Linked DNA regions of Mus musculus: region 2 is linked to region 1. A link is a loop called in an ENCODE intact Hi-C map of the cell type or tissue named here. Cell type or tissue: gastrocnemius. All regions are shown on one strand.

Evidence for each region. A loop is a pair of places that touch in the nucleus more often than their neighbours do. Peaks named below come from ENCODE experiments on the same cell type or tissue, not always from the same donor. Only the 100,000 strongest peaks of a DNase experiment are listed, where the experiment ranks them.
Region 2: a loop joins it to region 1, with 2.6 times the contacts of the local background. A loop is called at or near these places in 3 of 42 quality-filtered maps.

The regions. Positions count from the first base shown.
Region 1 is chr8:115,545,600-115,553,599 of GRCm38, forward strand. No RefSeq gene overlaps it. Among named protein-coding and RNA genes, the nearest start is that of Gm39256, 95 kb to the right of the region's middle. In gastrocnemius, no CTCF peak of the experiment used is centred here; a DNase peak (open chromatin) is centred at 3,725.
Region 2 is chr8:115,704,900-115,712,899 of GRCm38, forward strand. It overlaps Maf (avian musculoaponeurotic fibrosarcoma oncogene homolog), which reads right to left and starts at 1,995. Exons shown (of 1, transcript NM_001025577.2): 1 at 1-1,995. The coding sequence starts at 1,964. The coding sequence ends at 852. Gm51552 (a long non-coding RNA gene) reads right to left here. Exons shown (of 3, transcript XR_003947462.1): 3 at 7,472-7,768. In gastrocnemius, CTCF peaks have their summits at 1,049 and 4,708 (motif pointing left); DNase peaks (open chromatin) are centred at 791, 1,108, 1,748, 2,045 and 5 more places; H3K4me3 peaks cover 5,740 bases; H3K27ac peaks cover 5,863 bases.

The DNA of each region.
Region 1 (8,000 bases):
TGAGTGTCTACAGAGAAACCGTCTTACTGGGGTCCTCAAAATAGATCTTGTTTTACACATTTAACAAGCAAGCAGAGTCTGGGGAAAGTCAACTACACATTTTTTATGTTGTGCATCTAATAAATGTCAGAGGCAGGGCTAGAAGAACAAGTTCATCCTTCCACAGCAGGTGCTTTTGTACTTTTTAGGGGGAATCCTCAAAGCCAGCTCTTGGGTTGTTGTTGTTGCTGCTGCTGTTGTTGTTGTTGCTGCTGCTGCTGCTGCTGCTGCTGCTGCTGCTATGGTAAAACACTCCAGCAAGACGTTATGGATATAAGGTTTATTTTAGCTCACAATTCAGCATACAGTCCATCACAGAGGAGGATTGAAAGCATCTGGAACCTGAAGCAGTTGGCCCCCATTATATCCACAATCAGAGAGCAGTGAATACACTGCAAGCTACTGTAGAGCTCGACTCCTCTACTCTGATACCGTCCAGGATCTCCTGACTAGGGAATGGTGCCTCCCACAGTGGGTAGTTGTTGCCACTGCAATTAACATAGACATGGACAGATGTGTTCAGAGGTCTATATCCTAGGCAGCTCTAGACTTAATCAAGTCAACAATTCACAATACTCATTGCACCAGCTTAGCTTTCATTCCAACTTCATAAGCACAGAGATTGGTTGCCAGAAGGTCCTAGGCAAAGGTCCCAAGACTTAGAAAGGAAATTCAGACAAGGGGTACTTTTTCCTTCCAGAGGTTGTGGTAGGCATAAGGCTGGAGCTACAGAATCCAACATGTAGGACTGGAATGAAAATTGTATACAAAACTAGCATACACTGTTACAAGATAGTTGCTTTTGTAGATTTGTTTGCCTGAATCAAAGGATACCATAATGCCACTTTGTTTTCTGCTAAAGTCAAAGTCAAATTGAACTACATTTCTGTCATACACACCAAAGGTCCAAGGTGAAGACCCTACTCCAGAGCCCACAATGGAGTAGAAAACTCTCAGGAAACAATACGCCATCATAGCTGTAACATCACTGAGACTTTGGAAGACAGAGTCAGAGTGAGGAGTGGGGTGCACAGAAGTCAGAAGCCTTGCTGATATCATTTGTAGCACTACCCTGCAGCAGCAACAAGGCACACTTAGAATGTCTGCCTGTGGTTTGCTGGGCCATCTCAAATGTCTGCTGCTACTTCAGGAGGGCTTATGTAGCACCACAGACCAGCCATGTTCCCCTGGCGTTTTGAGCAAAAGGTCCCGCCACAGTTTATTAATTGAACCGCCCATTTGCTTTGCTGCTTAAAGCTGACTGTGGTAGCCTAAGGATTCAGGACTGTATAGGGAGAACCAGTAGACAATGGCAGCTGAACTCAGCCCTTGAGGTAAGCTGCCTCTTTCCAGGTATGCAATGGAGAGAGAGTTCTTCTCTTGGTTCCCAGAATTCTCTGTTTTTTTTTCTCTTTATTTCCACTTACCCAATAATCTTTCCTGGCAACTCCTGGCTAGAACCCTGGTACTCCCTGCTACCCACCTCTATGCCCTGTAGTCCCACCTCTGAAGTACCCGGATATAAGTGCTTTGCAGTGTCTAGCTGGCTGACCCTTCCAAGTGTGTCCAACCCACAAAACACAACCCGCTTGTGGCCCAAGACAGCTGTGAAGGTGATCTATCAGAACATTACAAACTTAACTAGGATATTGAAATCTATTCGATTGCATGGTTTCTGAGTGTGTCTTTTGTAGGCGACACCATTTTGTTACACGGTCAAAAGGTTGTTCCTACTTGGGGAGGGGTATAGATTTCTCCTCAGTGGAAGGAATATGATTTCACTCATCTCCATGTGTCCATGACTTAGCTCCTCAGGGCTTGGACCTAAAAGATGATTCTTGGGTCAAACAGAAGTGAATGAGTGTGTGAGTTAAGTAAATGAGCAGGCATCATGATGGCTTCTCCTTTGCTGCAAAGGGCTTTTTCTACCATGCGATATCTAAGAGGCGCTGTGCTGTGCTGTGCCGTGCCGTGCCGTGCCGTGCCGTGCCATGCCATGCTGGGCTGTGCTGTGTGCTGTGTGCTGTGTGCTGTGTGCTGTGTGCTGTGTGCTGTGTGCTGTGTGCTGTGTGGTATGCTGTGCTGTGCTGTGCTGTGTGCTGTGTGCTGTGTGCTGTGTGCTGTGTGCTGTGTGCTGTGTGCTGTGTGCTGTGTGCTGTGTGCTGTGTGGTATGCTGTGCTGTGCTGTGCTGGGCTGTGCTGTGCTGTGTGCTGTGTGCTGTGTGCTGTGTGCTGTGTGCTGTGTGGTATGCTGTGCTGTGCTGTGCTGTGCTGTGCCGTGCCGTGCTCCGTGCTGTGCTGTGCTGGGCTGGGCTGTGTGCTGTGTGTGCTGTGCTGTGTGTGCTGTGTGTGCTGTGCTGTGTGTGCTGTGCTGCGCTGTGTGTGCTGTGCTGTGTTGTGTGTGCTGTGTGTGCTGGGCTGTGCTGTGCTGTGCTGTGTGTGCTGTGCTGTGCTGTGTGTGCTGTGCTGTGCTGTGCTGTGCTGTCTGTGCTGCGCTGCGCTGCGCTGCACTGCGCTGTGCTGTGCTGTGCTGTGCTGTGCTGTGTGTGCTGTGCTGTGTGTGCTGTGTGTGCTGTGCTGTGCTGTGCTGTGCTGTGCTGTGCTGTGCTGTGTGTGCTGTGCTGTGCTGTGCTGTGCTGTGCTGTGCTGTGCTGTGCCAGGCTGCTTTTGCAGGTATGCTCTCACTTTTAGGCTATACTTGCTTCAACTCTGTTCAACTCTGTCCATAGAGTGCTGGGATAAGAGGGCTGTACCATGGAGTCTGACTCCAAAGCTCTTCTCATGCTTTAAGTGCAGTTGGGGGTGAAGCACTCTCTGGCTCCCTGTGTCTCCTCCTCCCGAATCAAATCCAAGGACTCAACAGGGTCTGGGAGTACTCCAGACCTACCACCTATCCCTGAAGAAAGTATTGATCATGAAGGCAAGAACTTAAGCCTTGGGGACTGGTAGTACAGGCTAATGGGGAGACCTCTAATCTGCAGACACCTCGATCTGGTGTCCTGCCCCTTAGGATTCCTTGGAATGGCATTGTTTTCTTTAATTGTTAGAATGGAGGTGGGGAGGAGAGAGGAGCCTAAAGAGTGTTTTCATTTGTTCCTTCTTCCCTATGGGCATGGAAAGAAAGGGCTGACCAGCCCTGGGTTGCCAGAGGCCAATGAAACACCTACAGTTAGAACATGTGCAGCAGTAAACAGGGAAACAGAGAGTCTGGAGCGTAGGGACAAGATGTTCTTCTATGGCAGCAAAAACAAAACTAAGATGTACTGTGAATGGCACAGATAATTGTATGTAAGTGTCAATTAACAATCAGAATGGGGAGCTGGGTAGTCTTTAGCCAGGCACATGTGTAGGAGGTTGTCTCAGGCCTTTCCTGGACTCTTCTCTAATACTAAAAGACCAGCACTAACTCAGCTCATCTCTGGGTAGATTCTCCTTACTCTATAACTAAGCAACTGCAAACATCCTGCCCACTGTTCAGATTCCTGTTAGCAGAAAAGGAGTAGAAGGTGGCAGCAGACACAAACTAAAGGCCAGCCTTGTCTGCCTGTTGTTCTTCCCCAGGCCATCTGCAGAGCTTTCTCTGTCCTTTGTCTGGCAGCCTCCTCTGTGAGATTCCCCATCCTTGCCTGATGCAGGGAGATTAAGCAAATTGATTTTAATTAGGACTGCAGTCAACTCAGAGGGGAGCATTGGAGAGGGACTGCAGATGGGTGGCCAGAGTGGGCACGGGCTCTCCATACTGAGTGAGCTCAGAACCCTCTTTGGCAGCAAAGCCATGCCACACAGAGCTCTGCTCTCTGGTCTCCTAAGCCTGCCTTGTAAGTACCTCTACTATGCACAAGTAAGCAGACCCATCAGAAAGTAGAGGCTAAATGGAGACAGACCAGCTTAGCTCCCTAACTCTCTCAGGGCACTTTCTCAGGCTTGCACTTTGGGTTTCTACCTGAGGTTTGACAAGGCTGGGCTTTGTGTAACATTTAAACACTTCTCCCAGTGAGGCCCCAGCAAGAGGCATGAAACAGATAGATCTCCACTGTGGGCTCTAAACAGTTCTCTAGGGTGGGCAGAGATGAAGAAGGAAGAAATACAGGTCATGGGATTGTTGGAACCCTCCAACATCTTCCATCCCAGAGCTCTGAGCATTCTGCTTCACACTGGTCCTAAGCTAGACATCCACTGCTAGCTGCCCATCTAGAAGCTCCACTTTAGAGCTTCACCCCTGCCTCCTGATCTGTTCCCTCCTCCCTGCACCCACACATTTTATGATGAGAATTGGTAAGAGGAGAAAGGTACAGTGGCTTTGCTTACAATCCAATTAACATCTGAATAATTTACCAGGAAATACATTGGGGCTATATCCAGCCCAGGGCCCTGCTCCCTTCAAGAAGCCAGCTTGGAGTTCTGAGAGGGACCCTGCCTGTGCTTGTCCTCTAGGCTGAGACAGTGACCAGGGCACAGCACCGCCTTTCTTTTGAAAAAAAAAAAAAAAAAAACTCAAATTTTCTCTGACTGACACTGTGAGGGGTCATCTTGTCAACTGAACCAGGTTAAGAATCACCATGGAAACACACCCCAGGGTGTGCCCATAAGGAGATTTCTAGAAAGGGTCTACTGAGTGGGAGGACCCATCATGAATGTGGACAGCTTCATCTGGTGGCCTTGAACTGGAGAGGAAAAGGAGAAAGTGAGCTGACCTCCAGCAACCAGCAATCCTCTCTTGATGATTTGTTGGTTTTGTTTCTTTGTTCTTCCTCCTTACCCCCAAAGACACAATGTAACCAGCTAGCATAGCTGCATAGACACACCGCCATGATGGACTGCATTCTCCAAGCACAAGCTAAAATAAAACCCTTCCTTCCTTCCTTAAGTAGCTTTTGTTACATTTTGTCAGGTGTTTTGTTACAGTCTACCATGAGAACATTTGGGTGTTGAGGTAACTGAGTGTTTATGGATATAAATCCCTGTGTGAGGAAAGCATGAGTTTATGTCTGTGTCAACATGTCCTAACAGAGTCCATTATTTGATATGCTAGAGAAAAAGTAAATAGGAATTCCAGAACTTTTAGTATGGATATTTTTTTCCCGGACTGGCCAGTATATTGATTATTTTTCTAGAAACACACATAGTGGAAGGCCTGCAAATTATCTGGCAATCAAGTCTCTACAAGGGGAGGGTGAAACTTTTTTTGTATAGTTTGCCACTTTTTTGGAGTAAATGATTGCATGAGTCCAAACACTCAGTGTGAAGCCACTTGGACTACAAGACAGCTGAAGTTTTGACAACTGGCTTTTTCAGGCAGGTGTACGCCAGTTCCAGCTTATTTCAATGCTGGCTCCTTCTGGCTCCCTAGAATCAACTCTTAATTCATATAGTGTGTCTTGCATTATGTACACTGTTGTGTAATATATTATGTTGTTAAAAGTCTACATACATACTTTTAATACATAATACATATTTAATAAATAAGACATAGTTTAAATAGATAAGACACAATTTTAATAAATAATAGATAGTTTTAATAGCAAACATAATCACTCATGAATGTTTTATTTCTACTAAAGATTATGTAATAAAATATGGAATCATATAAATACTGCATCTTAAAAGGTCATAAAGAAGAAAGCTGAACACCTGAGAGAGGGAGACCCACTTTTCCTGTCCACAAAAGCACAGCTTTCAGGAATCAGAATCTGAGAAGAAAACCAGATCCGGATCCTGGGTGACTTAGTGGTAGCAGAACAGATTCCAGCCAAGCAATGACTTGTTAATGATCTGTGCTGGGTAATGAGCTGTAGCAGCCCAGATCCGCTGCTTATCTGATGGGCTGGATCTCTGCTGGGTTCCAGTGGAGACTAGAGCAGCAGTGAATGAAGCGAAGGGCTTTGGAGATTCCGCCCTCTGGGGCTGAGGACCTGTTTGGTAGAAGGGCTTGCTTGGCATGCAGCGAGGAACTATCCCCAGGGTTGTATAAACCAGGCATCATGGGGCATGCCTACAGTTCCATCACCACTCAGGAAGTAAAGGTCAGAGGACCCAAAGTTCAAGGTCGTCGATGGTTACATAGGGAGCTATAGACAAGCTCGAAGTACATGAGAGTCTATCTCATAACTAAGTAAACAAATAAATAATATGAAACATGGAGTTAAATTAAAAAATAAGGAAGGTAGCTCTATGTTTGACCAGCAATGCCTTGACCTCTGAGCCTGTTTCAGTGAGGATGCACTCACACAGGAATCCAGAACATTCATAGCTACAGATGCACACACATGCACAGTGGCAAGCCACCCCACGTGTGCACACATGAGCACACATTTAAGCTTGTCTGTACTGCATGCACGTATACCCACATGTATGCACAAGTACATACACACACACATACACACAGATTCCTACATGGTCATGGACTTAAAGTTGATGCTTTCTCCATTTCAAGGCCAATGCCGTGACACTTAAGAAAGCAGTCCCTTCTACTTCACCAACACTTCCCAGAAAAGAGTCAGACACTAATCTTCTTGCCCCTTGCAATGCACCCAGTAGGTGTGCACCCACTAGGTGTGCATGGGAGCATGAATATCAACCTCCCAGTGCTGCTTTGCTGTGACTCCCGGGGGCCTGGGGAACCAATGACACAAGATAACTCTCTCTCTCATCCTCTTTTCACTTGTAATTTGTTTATTTCTCACACAGAAGGATTCTTTTCCATCTCTGTCACTACACTCAGCTGTCACTCACTTCTCTGGATTTCCCTAGGTGGAATTCACTTCAAAAGAGCTTGCCAGTTATGAAGATACCCCCCAGGGGAACCCCCACATGCTCATTTCTCTTTCTCTCTCTCCACCCACTACATACTGTATTTGCCTGTCTGTCTCATGCCCAGTCTACCACAATCCTTTGGAAATCTTCATTCTGGTGTCTCTGCATCCCAATTCTCACCCCCCCCCCCCACCACGTCACACAGGGTTTGATGTCCGCTAAGCTTGGAAGACATCTGCCCATTGCCAGAGGTGAGGTAATGGCATTGCCACATTGACACTACACGAAAGTGGTGCCATAACAGATTTGAGCAAAACGAGTCTGCAACCCTTGATTTACAGTGGGCAGATCCTTGCTTAAGAACCATCTATCTGTTCAGAAATCGCCCACTCCAGAGTCACACTTTGGGCTGTTTGCAGGTGCTGTTTGGATGCCCATGGGCCCTATGGGCTACAGTGACCTCAGCTCTGCCCTAGCCAACCACAGGGATAAATGAGTTAAAGATGGAGAATGGGAGACAGCTGCCCCTGAGTATGTGGGTGTGTGTTGTACACAAAGGTCTTTGGCTCGCATACAGTAGCACAATAAAACCATTTGTTGATTAATCTCCTTCCTGTGAAGTGGGGTTTACCACCCTCACCTCAGGCATAAGAGGACCCCAAGGCACAAAGCCACCTTGTGGCCCCCTGTTTATGACTCCTTCTACCTATCTGTTTAAAACACTTTAGGAAACTCCCTTGTTCCATTTACTGGAAGGTCAGTGTGACCAGCTGTCTTTCTTTGTAGAGAGGGCATTATACATGATCTATAGTGGTGTCCATAGCTGGGTATTAGGTGTACACTGTCCACAATCCCCAGGGTCACAAAGGAGGCCTCTGATGTGAGTCTAAGTCAAAGAAAGACACCCCCTAGAGCTTTGGCCCTCAGAGCCTCTCAGAGGCTGAGCTGGCCCATACCCCTGCCCTTTGGCACATCTAGTGTGTCTCTCTTGAAGCCTTTAAAGCTCATGTCCACTTGGCCACAGCCATCAATGAGAAACCTTGAGGACCTGCCCCTGGCTCAGCTCAGCCTCATGCTTTCTTCGCCCTCATGCTGGAACTTGTGACCTGGCAGGAAGGAGAACCTTCATGTTGAGATCTAGTGGTGGACAGCCTTGACCTTCACCTAGAAGGGCTCCAGCACAGATACAGGGGTTTTCCTGCCTCTGC
Region 2 (8,000 bases), 160 kb after region 1:
TCAGGAGTGGCTTTAGTTCATTCTGTTTTAGCATAACAATGCTAAGATAAAACCCCCGTGGAACTCAGCTCGCTGCAAGGTCTATAGCATTTCACATTTTTTTTTCCTTTGCAAGCTCAATCAGAAGAACTCAGAAGGAGGGGAAAAAAAAACCCTGCTTTTTTTTTTTTTCCTTTTATCTCAAGAACATGGTGCAGGGGTGGGGGTGGGGGGTGGCAGAGGCTGGGAAACACAGCAAGCTCCAAAAAATTAGTAATAGTAATAATAAACAAAAACAAAGAAGAAGAAGAAGAAAAAAGAAAATCCAAACAAAATAAAACACACAAACACACACACACAGAATGAACACCAGCTCATGAGCTGAAGAAGAAGAAGAAAAAATATATATACAGGCAATTGATGGCCCGGTTCAAAGGTGAGCTATGCCCTACATGAAGTATGCTGCTCAGATCTTTGACCCTTGTGCAAGTCCAGGGTATGTGTGGGGCAGGCGGTGTAAAAAGAGTAGTAGTTGTAATAATAATAATAATAATAAAAAAGAACAAAACAACCAAGCTAGCAAGTTACGGGGGAATTCAGGTTGGCAATCCATGAGCCAGACACCCTTTCCCTCCCCAATTCAAAAGAGCCATCACCACCACCACAAGCTTGGTGTGTGTGTGTGTGTGTGTGTGTGTGTGTGTGTGTGTGTGTGTGTGTGTGTCTGTTCAGGGCCAAGGGGAGCAAACTCGCCAGGGGAGGGGGCGAGGTGGTGGCCGAGCGAGCTTGGCCCTGCAACTAGCAAGCCCACTCAGGAGCGGGACCCCCACGGAGCATTTAACAAGGTGGCTAGCTGGGATCGCGTGTCACACTCACATGAAAAATTCGGGAGAGGAAGGGTTGTCGCTGCTCGAGCCGTTTTCTCGGAAGCCGTTGCTCACCAGCTTCTCGTATTTCTCCTTGTAGGCGTCCCTTTCGCGCACCAGCCTGGAGATCTCCTGCTTGAGGTGGTCTACCTGCTGCAGCAGCTGGTTCTTCTCCGACTCCAGGACGTGTCTCTGCTGCACCCTCTTGAAGCGGCAGGACTGGGCATAGCCGCGGTTTTTCAGGGTCCGCCTCTTCTGCTTCAGTCGGATCACCTCCTCCTTGCTGACCCCGCGCAGCTGCCGGTTCAGCTCGCGCACCGACATGGTCACCAACTGCTCGTCCGAGAAGCGGTCGTCGAAGTGCAGGCCGCCCGCGGCATGGTGCGGGTGCAGGGCGCCCCCCGCCCCCGCCGTGCCCCCGCCGCCGCCTCCGCCGCCGCCGCCCCCGGCGCTGGCCGGGCCACCGCCGCCCGCGCCACCCGCGCCGCTCGCAGAGGCAGACGCGCCGCCCGCGGCTCCCGGGGCGCCGGCCGTCGGATGGTGGTGGTGCCCCGCGGCGTGGTGGTGGTGGTGATGGTAGTGGGGTGCCGCGCCGCTCTGCGCGGCGGCCGCGGCGATCACGGCGGACACCACGGCGGCGGCGGGGCCCATCTCCTCGCCGCTGCCGCCCAGGGAGGCGCCGGCGCCGGCCCCCGCTGCCGCGGCCAGCTGCTGCGCTCCCCGCGCATAGCCATCGAAGCCACCCTGGAGCTGGTGGCTGTTGCTGATGAGCGCCTCGACCGCGTCCTCCGGGCTGAAGCCCAGCGCCTCCGGGTTGAGCTGCTGCGGGTAGCCGGTCATCCAGTAGTAGTCTTCCAGGTGCGCCTTCTGTTCGCTGCCCGAGCCCGGGCTGGGCGCCGAGAAGCTGGGGGACGGGGGCACCGAGCTGCAGGGCGTGCTCATGGGGGTGGAGGACAGCGAGCCCCCGGCGATGAGACGGCCGCACTGGCTGATGATGCGGTCGGTCTCCACCGGTTCCTTTTTCACTTCAAACTTCATCAGATCGAAGTCATTAACATATTCCATGGCCAGGGGACTGGTGGGCAGGTCGGAATTGTTCATTGCCAGTTCTGAAGCCATCCTCCTGCCTCCGCCGCCACCGCCGCCGCCGCTCCGCCAGATGGGCTGCAGGAGAGGGGCCAGCGGGCTGTGCTGGGTGGCCAGCGGGTGAGCCAGCTTGCCGGGCTAGGGCGCTTCTAGCTTGCGCGGCGGTGGCTGTGGCCCGAAAGCTCGAACGTGCACACACCCCCCGCCCTGCCCGCAGCCCCCCGCGCCCGCCCTCCCTCCCCCTGCTCACGCCAATGTGCTCTCTCTCTTTCTCTCTCTTGCTCTCTCGCTCTCTCTCCTCCGCTCGCCCCGGGCCCCCTCCTCGCCTGCTCGCCTCCCTGAGCTCCGATCCCGGGCGCTTCAGGCTCGGGAAGGTCCTCCGCGGCTGGCGGTGACGGTGGTGATGACAGCGGCAGAGAGGATGCCGGAGGAGCACGGCCCGGTGCGCGGCGTCCCCGGCTCGCCGCTCCGCTGCGCGCTTTGCATAAGGAGGGCTCGCCTAAGCCGGCCGGGCTGCAGGCGGGGCGCGCGCGGAGGCTGCTCCGGGGCTGTGTGGCGCGGCGGGTGGCTGTCCCGGAGGCGCCGGCCTCCACACCGGAGTGGTTAACACTTCACGCTTCTCTCCTCTTCTGCCTGGCTCTTATGGTTACTATTATTATTTTCTTTTCTCTCTCCGGATCCCTCGCGTGCGCGCGCTCTCTCTCTCTCTCTCTCTCTCTCTCACCCTCTCCCTCCGTGCAAAGTGCAAGACCGAGGTGCAGGCCGGCTGGAGGCAAGGGAGGGGGGAGTTAAGTTCTTTCTTCCCCCACTTTTTTTCTTTTGGTTTTGGTTTTTCTTTTCTTTTCTTTTTTTCTTTCTTATTATTTTTTTAAAGCAAAATTGCAAGTCCTGGGCCAAGGCAAAGCCGAGAGCAAAAGGGTTGGGGGGAGAGGCCGAGCGGACGAGCAGCCCGAGCTACAGCTCCAAGATGAAAAGAGATTTTAAAGCCTCTGATCCCAGCGAGAAGAGTTTAAAGCAATTGCTGAGTTTTATAGCACCCGTGACGTCAGGCTCAAATGGGAAATTGACTGGCACTCTCCGCCAATGGGAGGCGGCGAGAGCGGCAGCGATTAGCATAATAGTATAGAAACAAGGAAACTTTTCGGAGCTGTCAATCACAGCCCAATCAGCTGACTGTCAGCTGGGACAGGTTTGCTTAACCCTTGCGGCGCTGCTACTGGGGCGCAGCCAGGGAGCAACACCCCCCACCACCGGCCGGTGCGAAGTTTAGTGCACCAGGGGACAGAGTTTACTAAAAGGGCGGCTGGAATCCGGTAGGACCCGGGAGGATGGTTTGCTTTCCTCGGAGTTCGAGAGAGGCCTGCCCGGCTGAACCGCAGCTCTCATGCTGCAGAGATCCGCCAGAACTCCCCTGTCCCCTGCCGGTCCCGCACCCTGACAACGTGCATTTATTTGTCTTGCAGTTTTCGATCTTTGATCCATCCTCTGCATCTTTCGTGGCTGTTGATGGGGGTAGCCGAGTGCTTTCCTTCCTTGAATCTGACGCTCCAGGGGCCCAACTTGACTGAACTCTTTGTCCCTCTCTGCAAGTGAGGTGATCAGATGGGGGCGCCAAGGGTGCGGGGACCCAGAATGCGCGCGGGGATCAGTGAGCAGTGCGCCTGCACTTTTTTTTTTTTTTTTGATTTCACGCGGAGAAGAAAACCAGTATAACTCTTGAAAAAGCAGGGGGCTTAAAGTATATAGGGACTAGCTGCCCCCTAGCATCTTCTGTCCTTGGAGGGACAGACAGAATGATGGTGCCAGCAAGTTGTTCTGGGACACTTTAAGCCTGAGCCTGATCATCCCGGCTCAACCCTCAGCCTCAGGACTCTAGAATGGAGTTTGGCTTTTGAGAAATATTCATATTCATTTTCTCCTCTCTCCTCTCTCCTCTCTCCTCTCTCCTCTCTTCTCTCTTCTCTCTTCTCTCTCTCTCTCTCTCTCTCTCTCTCTCTCTCTCCCCCCCCCCGCCGTTTCTCTTCTCTCCCCTCTACAATCCACCACCTTTTCCATTTATGAAACCTGAATCCTGCTTGAGATGCCCCCCCCCATACACCCTGACCATACCATTCTCACCATTATGAAATCTGAACCCTGTTTATCAGGGTCCGGAGCGTCTTTGCACTCCCACCTCGCTTAATTATTTGGTATTTAGAACTTGGTGGTGAAGGGCGGGGGGGGGGGGGGAAGCGGGGGCAGTACCCCAGAGCCCTCCCGGCTCCTCTCCAAGGGTTAAATTTTAAACCAATATTTTCCCCCACCTCCGGACAAGTCCGGAAACCCAGATTGGGGGTGGGGTAAGGTTGCCCCCCTCCCGTTGCAAATGCTAATAACCGGTTCAGTTTTCTACACTGATTGATTCTTCCAAAGCTATGCAAAAATATTGGGGGGGGGTGGGCATAGAAAAAAAAAGAAAAGAAACTAACAACTCGTTTCTAAGATTTTAAAGCGATAGGCAAGTCAGAAGAGTGGAGGCTGAATCTGGGAAAGCAGGGTTGTCTGAAACCACCTTACATTTGCAAGACTGTTCTCACCTGCTTGGAAATTGGGACTCTTGACTCCTTCGAATAATGAAATGCATCTGGTGTTGATTGTATTTGTTTTAACCATATTGGGGGTATCTATGAGGGTGTCCCCCGCCCCCCCCCCAAAAAAAAGAATCAAAAAGACTGCAAAAGAATCCCGAGTAAAAACTATTGTTGGATAGAGTTGGTTTTTACCTCAACAGCGCCACCTTTCGGCAAAGCTTAGTTGAAAATTGATCTCATTCTGGTTTGAGACGCTGATTTCCTAGTGTGGAAAGAGGCAAGAGGCACAAGAAAGCTAGTTGGATCACAGTGGGGGAAGCCAACCTTGCAGGGAAGGGCCTCCAGACACTGCGAGCAGGTGCTGAAATTTTTTTTCTCTCAGGCTTCCTTTCGTGGCTTGGGAAGAGGTCCACAGACAGTCTTCAGAGAATGTTATTCTGGCTGAGAGACCTGTGCCTGTTGATGTCATGTAACAAGGACCCAGGCTCTTTCAAAGGGCTGGCAAGGCTTTCCAACCCGATTTGTGGCAATAACGATTGAGTTAAAAAGTTCCTTGGAATCCAGTGATAGAGGAGACATCTTTCCTAAGCAAAGTTACTGCTGTGGCTTAAAATTGTTTATCTGAAAGGTAATTCTCAGAAAATCCTGACTTCGGACACTTAAGTCATATATTAAGCCAGCTTCGTGAACATTGCACCTAAGTGTGGTCTCAAACCCGCCCCTAGCATTCTTGGCTGTTTAGAAAGAGGCCTTAGGTGTCACTGCCTGCCTCGGGACACCAGATTAGACCAGTGTTCATTTCTCATCCACAAACTCTGGCACCCCTTTTGGTAGACACCCTGGGAGACGTGTAGAGACATCCTCGTTCTAAAGGGCCTGCTGGTCTTTTTCTAGACACGCCATTCTTCTTGCACTGTTAACTGCAGAGCTCTTTATAAGGGTGACTTGGGCTTTATAGGAATGTTTGGTTACGGTAGCATGAGCTATGTTTAGATCCAGATTGGGGAAGAAAGAGTGAAGACTATGTCAATACTGAGGTGACCTAAGAGACTTCTCTCTTCGTTTTCCTCCGTTTAAACTAGATTTTACCTTGCAGTGAAGTTAAGGGATTCTAGTGTACATTCGAAGGGGAAGGCAGTGTTTAAGATCACACAAATGTCCTGCTGGTTAGCCATGGTTTTCTAGGTCTTTCTAAAAATTATTAACCACAGATGCCTAAAGCTTATGTTTTTGCGTATATGAACATGTGTCTTTAGAAACCATTCACTTTTATGATAATTTTTAGACATGAAGGTTTTGTTAAACACTATAAAGTATACTCCCTGCCTTTCAAAAAAAATGTATGTTTTGGGCCAGAAACATGGAGATGGCTATATTTATAAATAGGCACCATCTCATAAACAAAAATTGCTGCTGATGGAGAGCATGCCCTATAGCTCCATGGCCACCCAACCAATTATCGCAAATATGTACTCTTTCTGGACACTCAGGGGCCATGTGTGGCTAGTTAACTATCATTAGCTACACATTTTTCCCCCAGTTTATTTTTCATTCTTGCTATTGTTAGCCGTAGCATTTTTTTTCCTCTTTTTTTCAGAGACTTTTACAACCTCCCACTTTTGTTGGAAGGAAAAAGAGAGAGGAGGTCAGAAATATTTTCTAAAGAAAGCTGGAGTGCTTTCAGGCTTAGCACTTAGGTCCCATCGTTTGCCCCCCTTACTGCATTGTTTAGTGATGCGCAGGAGGTGTCTAAACATTTACAGTTTGCTGTTAGCAGCGTTTCTTTGATAACAATTGCAAGCACTCATTTTAATTTAGCACCATTCAGGTTTGCGATTCCCCACAATTACAGCAGGCCACAGTGCTTGCGACTTCTTTGCTTACACTGTTTGTTTCGCTTTTAGCCAAGCCAACCTAATCCAAATACAAATCGGAACCCCGGCTCTCAGATAGACTTCAGCTTCCTCAGCCAGCTCTATGCAGTGATTTAGAAACCATGCGCTTGTCATTATTGACCAGTTCAACCCGGTAACATTAAAGTTCCTGCAAGCAATGAATATTTATAAAACGGCTTGGATGGGAAGGAGAGCCCTGGGCTGGCCGTGTAAGAAGGCTCAAAAAAGCGTCAGAAAACACAACCATAACTTCAGGTTGATATATATGTAGCTTCATGTAAAGCTGAAGGTGTAGAAGGCCCTTTGTGTCTAAGTTGCAAAGATTGGGAGCTAAAAGGAATATGTTTTTTTTTTTTCCTCTCCCTGATCTTGAGTTACTACTGCTCAAATGTATCACGTTTAAATCAGTCATACAGACTCTGAAGTGAACAGGATGTAGCTGGAAGCTTCTGAGGGCTTTGTTTATGTGCAAGCTGATTTAACGGTGCCGAGCTAACCGGTGTCCACTAAATTTCAGTAGGAACCCGACTCCATTGATCTGAGGCAGAGTTCTGGAGAGGGCTTGAGTGATAAGACATGCTCAGTTCCTAGGTCTAGTGTTAGATAAATCCTTTTAGCCGTCTTCACTTAGCAGGGTAAGTAAATCACAGGCTGCTGTTAGCAGATTCATGGGAGAAAATTAATAGAATCAGATGAGATAATCTGATAACGGTAAAATTGCTGAGGAAACAACCTCGGCTTGCCTGCATCGGAGAGCAAGAAACAACAGTCTGATTACCAAAAAAGTCGTTATGAATAGGTGAGTTATGGGCGAAATAATCATCAGGGCAATTCAGTCTTTATTAATTTTTCTCTCTTTAAGCAATTCACAGTTGTAAGCTAGAGCCATTCTCTTTGAAGACACGCATTTCATAATTTTTATTAGAGGTAATTTATTATTTGCGTTACCTGTATTTACCTCATAATTGAACATTTTGCATTCAAATTTATGTAATGCATTATGCCTGAGAATATATTTCTGCCTGATTAGCATAAATAGTCACTTCATGAATTACTAACAAAGTTTATCTTAAAATATAGGTTTCCTTTTATTAAGCCGAACACAAACAGATGTACAATAAATCCAGATCTTCTTTTTCCTGGCGCAGATAGAGAAAGCAAAGGCTGTACAAATGAGACTCGCAGGCGGGCTTACTTCCAAGGGTAACATTCAGTTGGGGGACGGAGGGGAGCAGGGTGTGAGCATGGCAGAAGGCTTTTGGCTCTTCGAACAACCCTAAGGTTGTTTGTAGTGGAGGATGCGCACAGAAAGCGTAGCTTCCGGTCACAGCCGACAAATCCACTCATGACTTCTACCTGGGAGGGTGGAGGACTGGGAAAGCAAGTTAATAGCATTGGCAGAGTTTGGGGATTTAGTTTATTCCTGTTTCATGTGTTTTTGGCTTTCCAGGCTTCCTTCTTAGACTATCAGTCACGTGGCTTTTCGGGGCTCACAAGGGGTTGTGGAGAACTCTGCTGTTCTCTGAGATGACACCCCAGGTTTTGCTCATCTCTCTTCCTTTGCCGTACCCAGCAGACTTCAGGCTTGGCCTGGCTGGAGGAGG